Regions from separate parts of the Homo sapiens genome. Here region 1 is linked to region 2. The links are chromatin loops, found by intact Hi-C in ENCODE. Cell type or tissue: Caco-2. All regions are shown on one strand. Links, peaks and the distances in the headings refer to the core of each region. The heading gives the core; the rest is flanking DNA.

Region 1 (2,932 bases), core at 274-2,773, 76 kb after region 2:
ATATGTTTTTGAAATGTGAAGATTAATAAGAATTGTTTAAAAAATGGTGACAAAGTTTTCATTCAAAATACCTCTCATAAAATGCAGTAGCAAATCTCATCATAAAATGTGCAGAATTCTGTTGCCTTCACCAGGTTGTCACCTCTAATATCACTGGGTGATGGATGAAAAAACATTCACGTTTGCCATTGATTTAGGACTCTGAGCTGCTTTCCAAGTCATTCAGCATTTTGTGTGATAAATTATATCTAAAGTTCCCCCAAATAGTTTGTTTTATTGTTCTTTTTAGGCGATCACCTACCAGATATTTGAAGAGCTCCTACTCTAGTAAATGAGATTGAAATTGCTTGCCTCAAACAATCCATTTTCTAATTTTGATTGTTGCAAATTTCTAAAAGTACTGAGTCCTTGTTGTGGATCAACGATTTCTCTTCCTGTGACTTTATGTAAGACAATTCTGTGTATGTCATTTTCCTATGCTCTAAAAATGGCCACAATTTCTTATCCTGCAAATCTTACAAATGTGTGAAGCATGAAAATGTGTGAAGCATAAAAATGTGTCTGATTGAAAAAAAATCATTGAAAAACTTAAAAGCAGTCTGAACATTAAACTTTTATAGTTATGAAAATTATGTTTGGTCCATGATTATTTTTTGTTATCTGGGCATTTTTACTAATGACAGCCTACTCTACTTTAACTTGAACTTAGCTATGTCACTAAGCTGAAGGAATATGATCAGTACTTCATAGAAACTATATTTATGTGCTCAAATTCCTGTGATACAAAAACAATACAAGTCAAAAATGAGATAGTCTATGAGTTATTTTAAGCCCATCTCTATTTACTTTTCATTACTCCTAGAGATTTTTTTCAGAGTCCCCTATATCTCCCATCTTTGATCAAAACCTATGCCTACGTGTGCTATCACGTTCTTCTATTACTGGCAGTTTTAAAATGCAAATATCCCCTGCAAGATTATGTGGTGTGCTTTATTTAACCTTTGTTCTTAAGGTTTAAAATGTTAAGAAAATAAGTCAATAGTAGAACAAATGCAAAAATATATTTTCTTAGGGGATGTGTGTGGGGAAAAGAAAGAGAGATCAAACTGTTACTGTGTCTATGTAGAAAGAAGTAGACATGAGAGACTCCATTTTGTTCTGTACTAAGAAAAATTATTTTGCCTTGAGATGCTGTTAATCTGTAACCCTACCCCCAACCCTGTGCTCACAGAAACATGCGCTGTGTTGACTCAAGGTTTAATGGATTAAGGGTAATGCAGGATGTGCTTTGTTAAACAAATGCTTGAAGGCAGCATGCTTGTTAAAAGTCATCACCACTCCCTAATCTCAAGTACCCAGGGACACAAAACACTGCGGAAGGCTGCAGGGACCTCTGCCTAGGAAAGCTAGGTATTGTCCAAGTTTTCTCCCCATGTGATAGGCTGAAATATGGCCTTGTGGGGAGGGAAACACCTGGCTGTCCCCCAGCCTGACACCCATAAAGGGTCTGTGCTGAGGAGGCTTAGTAAAAGAGGAAGGTCTCTTTGCAGTTGAGATAAGAGGAAGGCATCTGTCTCCTGCTGGTCCCTGGGCAATGGAATGTCTGAGTGTAAAACCGGATTGTATATTCCATCTACTAAGATAGGAGAAAACCGCCTTAGGGCTGGAGGTGAGACAGGCTGGAGGCAATACTGCTCTTTAAGGCATTGAGATGTTTATGTACATCAAAAGCACAGCACTTTTTCCTTTACTTTGTTTATGATGTAGAGACATTTGTTCACATGTTTTCCTGCTGACCCTCTCTCCACTATTACCCTATTGTCCTGCCACATCTCCCTCCCCGAGAAACCCCCGATAATGATCAATAAATACTGAGGGAACTCAGAGACTGGGGCCGGTGTGGGTCCTCTGTATGCTGAGCACCTGTCCCCTGGGCCCATTTTCTTTCTCTATACTTTGTCTCTGTGTCTCTTTCTTTTCTCAAGTCTCTCGTTCCACCTGACGAGAAACGCCCACAGGTGTGAAGGGGCAGGCCACCCCTTCAATGTGAACAGACAACACGATGAGTGATGCAAAGATTTTTCCAGCCCTCTTTGGCCTGACATGCATTATTGGTTCATGTAGAGAGGGCTGTACCAGTATTTTTACTAAGTAAGCAATCTCCTTTTTGCAGAGCTGCTAACACCTACATAAACTATATTCAGTAACTGAACCAGATACCATAATCAATGGGGGAGGGGAAAAGACATTTGATTTCAGAGAAATCCAATGCACCAAGAAAACACCATATTTTTGTTGTATAATTGTTTAGAAAAAAAGAATATCTACTTATAATACCTGACATAGGCAAGAGGAAGAATCATGAAACCTTGGTGTGGCGTGGAGGGGAAGAGAGCAGTGCCCCAATAGCTTGGCTCCATGTAGACTCTACAGAGAAGCTGGCTAAAAACAAATACCTTGCCTCCTTGTCTCACACACTGAATCAGAACTTTACAGAGGAAACCAAGAAATTCTATATTAAAATTGACTCTAATGTAACTTCTGTATAGCTAGATATTTAGAGATGAGTGCCAAATCATATAGTTCAACTCTTTAGTAGTGACTAGGGTGTTGAAGCTCAAAGATTGATTTGGCTACCCAGATTCCCAAAGCACATCATAGCAAACAGAACTTCAGTCTCTCACACTCTTTACTCTCCATGGGCTGTTTCCATACACTCAAGAGCTTATGAAGATACCTTTTTTACCCACAATACCCATATTGGACTGTCACTGGAAAAATCAAGACATTAAACAAATTTACCTCAGGTTTCATTTCTGTGTCCTTTTTTTCCTATAACTAACACTCCATTCTTTATTAAGTAAGACTTTGCTTTCACTTCTCACTATAAAAAGTAAACAAGCAAGTAAATCTTTCCTCAGTAAGTGACTTG
Region 2 (2,932 bases), core at 221-2,720:
GGAGATGAAGAAAATTCATCTGGAATATAGAATTGGTTTTACTAATATCTGCTTTAAGTAGCTTGGTGCCATTAGCTTATAGAATTTTATATCGATTTGATTACCAAGTAAAAGTAAAAAGTACTACTTAGTAGGATACTTGTAGGATATGGTGATGGATCTTGAAGTGTTGAGGGGGATTTTCCCAGCAGAAGAACAAAAATCTGAATTTATATACTGCTCAATTTAAACATGTTACAGTATTGAATTAGTTGCTGTTTTTGATTTTCTTCAGTGCTCCAAATGGCAAAAATTTGAAAGATTTGGGGTGCCGAACACTAAATTGCACGTTTCTTTTGAAATGAGAATAATGTACTACATGTTTTTGTATATAAAATTGCATATATATATATTATTTGAAACATTGATTTATAAAACAACAGAGCTAAAATACATAGTTTGAACACCAGAATAAGGTTTTCATTTATTTTAGTGTTAGTACATTTCAAGTAATAATATTTGCTCTGTTTCTAATGTTTAAACTCCAGCCAACTACATGTTATTTTTGTCCATACATAATAAGCTTCAGGTAACAGCAATACTTCTAATATGTTCATTCAGTGGACAAGTCAGATATAAATGGGAAACTCTACCAGAAGAAGCAACCCTCAGAATAAACTATATTCAAGTAGACTTCTAAAAAGAGATATTCATTAAATATTTTATGAATCTAGAGCAATTGTCAATAAAACTTATGATAGAGAAACTCATCAGTGATTCTCAAACTTTGGCATGCATCAGAATCACCTAGAAATGCTCTGAAAATACAGATTACTGGGCCCACTCCTCAAAATGTCTCATCCAGGAGATCTTGGTTGGGGCCTGACCTCAGTGGCTGAGGTCAGGACACAACCTGACGTAATGAGTTCCTGGGTGATAGTGATGCTGCTGATCCCAAGACCACACTTTGAGAAAAGCTGTTTTAATAGACTATGGCTGGACACAGAAAAGATTCCGACATGCTAAACAACTCTTAGAATTTATCAGAATCTGTTTATATATATATATATATAAATATATATATATTCATAAAATTAGTTACACTGGGTCTAAGTTCAGACACAGTCTTTCAAATAAGGCAATTCTAGTAGAGAAAATATTGGGTTGGTGATATCAATTTTCATGAACTTGGTGAGTTAAATCTGGAGATTCCTGAAAATCCTAAAGATCTTTATTTTTCTAGTCAAAAATATAACCAAGAATATTCCAGTCTATTTTTTCCTAATGATGTGTGTCTTATTAAAATGAAAGCTTATTTTATTTTATAGAAATCCTTACTGTTGATGCTAGACCTTCTCCTGTTTCCACTTCTTTTTCGGTTGTGGAAATAATAAACATTTTATACCATCATATTAATTTCTTGTAATGAACAGTATATTATTTAAAACATTATGTAATACTTTCCACTATTTCCCATATGCCAAAATATTTAATATCTATATCTGCCTGTCTATGTAGCTATCAATCCACCTGTGATCTTTCCAGATTTCATACATTTTCCATCGTAAATGTTGGCATGTCAGTTATTGTTTTCTTACCTCTCAGCTCCAAATTCATTTTTCATGGCTTTTCTGAACTCTATTGTTTCAATTAAAAACATTTAAAAAATATACTTTTCTCCTATGTCAGCTGGCAAGACGCTTAAGGTTTGTCAGTAGATGGCGCTGGTGAGACACAAGAGTAGAAAAGGACTTGATTCCAGTGTGCTTGTTTCCTTTTTTCTCCTACTGTGTGTTAGCTGCATGCAGGAAAGGCAGCCAGCGGCATTTGCTCCAGCCAGTTCCAGTAGCTTCCCAGTCATTTCCGCAGCAGCCTCACAGGACACCTCTGCTTGCTTGAGGCACCTTAGCAAATTCTGTCATCCAGAGCCAGAGTTGTGCTCTCTGCCATGAGGCCTGAATGGCCAGGCCACTGAAGGAAGGGAATCCTCCAGATTTATTGCTTCCTTGGGGGTTCTGACTCCACCCTAGCAACAGTGACTGTTGTCTATAATTCTTTATTCTTTAGAATAAATGCCTTCCTGCTTTTAAATAATTCTCATATTGCATTTTCATTTATTCCAATTGCTGCATATTTTCTGTCCTGTGGTTGAACCCTAATACAGTTGGTTCCTGTATTCCTTAACAGTAGTGTTATTCTTTAACAATAAAGTGTGCATAGTGTGTGATTTTTCCATGTATTATAGGGCAACATTTTTAATGAGTATATTATATTTTAATATGGAATAAATACATATTTTACTTGTTAAATTTCTATATTTACAAACATTTTAAATACTTAAACTAATCGTATGATGTACAAATTTCAGAATCTGTGATAATTTGAGTTAAATCCATGTCCTTTTCAGCGTGTGCAGTTTTAAAAAATACACAATTTAGCCAAAAATGGCAAATGCTCAACTATATTATCTATTTTGATATTAAAAACTGAGATGACTGATATGTTCATTTGTTTCACTATAAAAATCATTTTCATATATGTGTATTTTATAACATTGTACTGTACACCTTAAATATACACAATAAAATGTAGTTTTTAAAAAAGACAACAAAAATAAATAAATACATAAATGCATTATCTAAAATGTTAAGGAAAGTAAAACAATATGATTATAAACATTCAAATTTTCCAATAACTCTTATGAATCATACATTCTGAAAAAACAATCACTTTTACTCCCTCAGTTGTGTAATGGCTTAATTAAATAATTTGGACTGAGTAGGGTGAAAATACAACTCTCCTTATCTTCCCTACTAATGACCATTTATGTCTTCTCTCTGGATTCCTCCTTTCCTGCTGCTGGATTAAATGTTGGAATGTTTCCATAATCTTTTCAATCTTTTTAAGCCTACAACCGTAAAATGAATGAGTTCATGTCCTTTGCAGGGTCATG

What was found. A loop is a pair of places that touch in the nucleus more often than their neighbours do. Peaks named below come from ENCODE experiments on the same cell type or tissue, not always from the same donor. Only the 100,000 strongest peaks of a DNase experiment are listed, where the experiment ranks them.
Region 1: it touches region 2 in a loop (3-fold over the local background); 3 of 110 quality-filtered maps call a loop at or near these places.

The regions. Positions count from the first base shown.
Region 1 is chr7:119,099,359-119,102,290 of GRCh38, reverse strand. No RefSeq gene overlaps it. Among named protein-coding and RNA genes, the nearest start is that of LINC02476, 810 kb to the left of the region's middle. RefSeq lists an enhancer at 976-1,564. In Caco-2, for the core only: no CTCF peak of the experiment used is centred there; a DNase peak (open chromatin) is centred at 1,360.
Region 2 is chr7:119,174,978-119,177,909 of GRCh38, reverse strand. No RefSeq gene overlaps it. Among named protein-coding and RNA genes, the nearest start is that of LINC02476, 730 kb to the left of the region's middle. In Caco-2, for the core only: CTCF peaks have their summits at 1,494 and 1,695 (motif pointing right); a DNase peak (open chromatin) is centred at 1,739.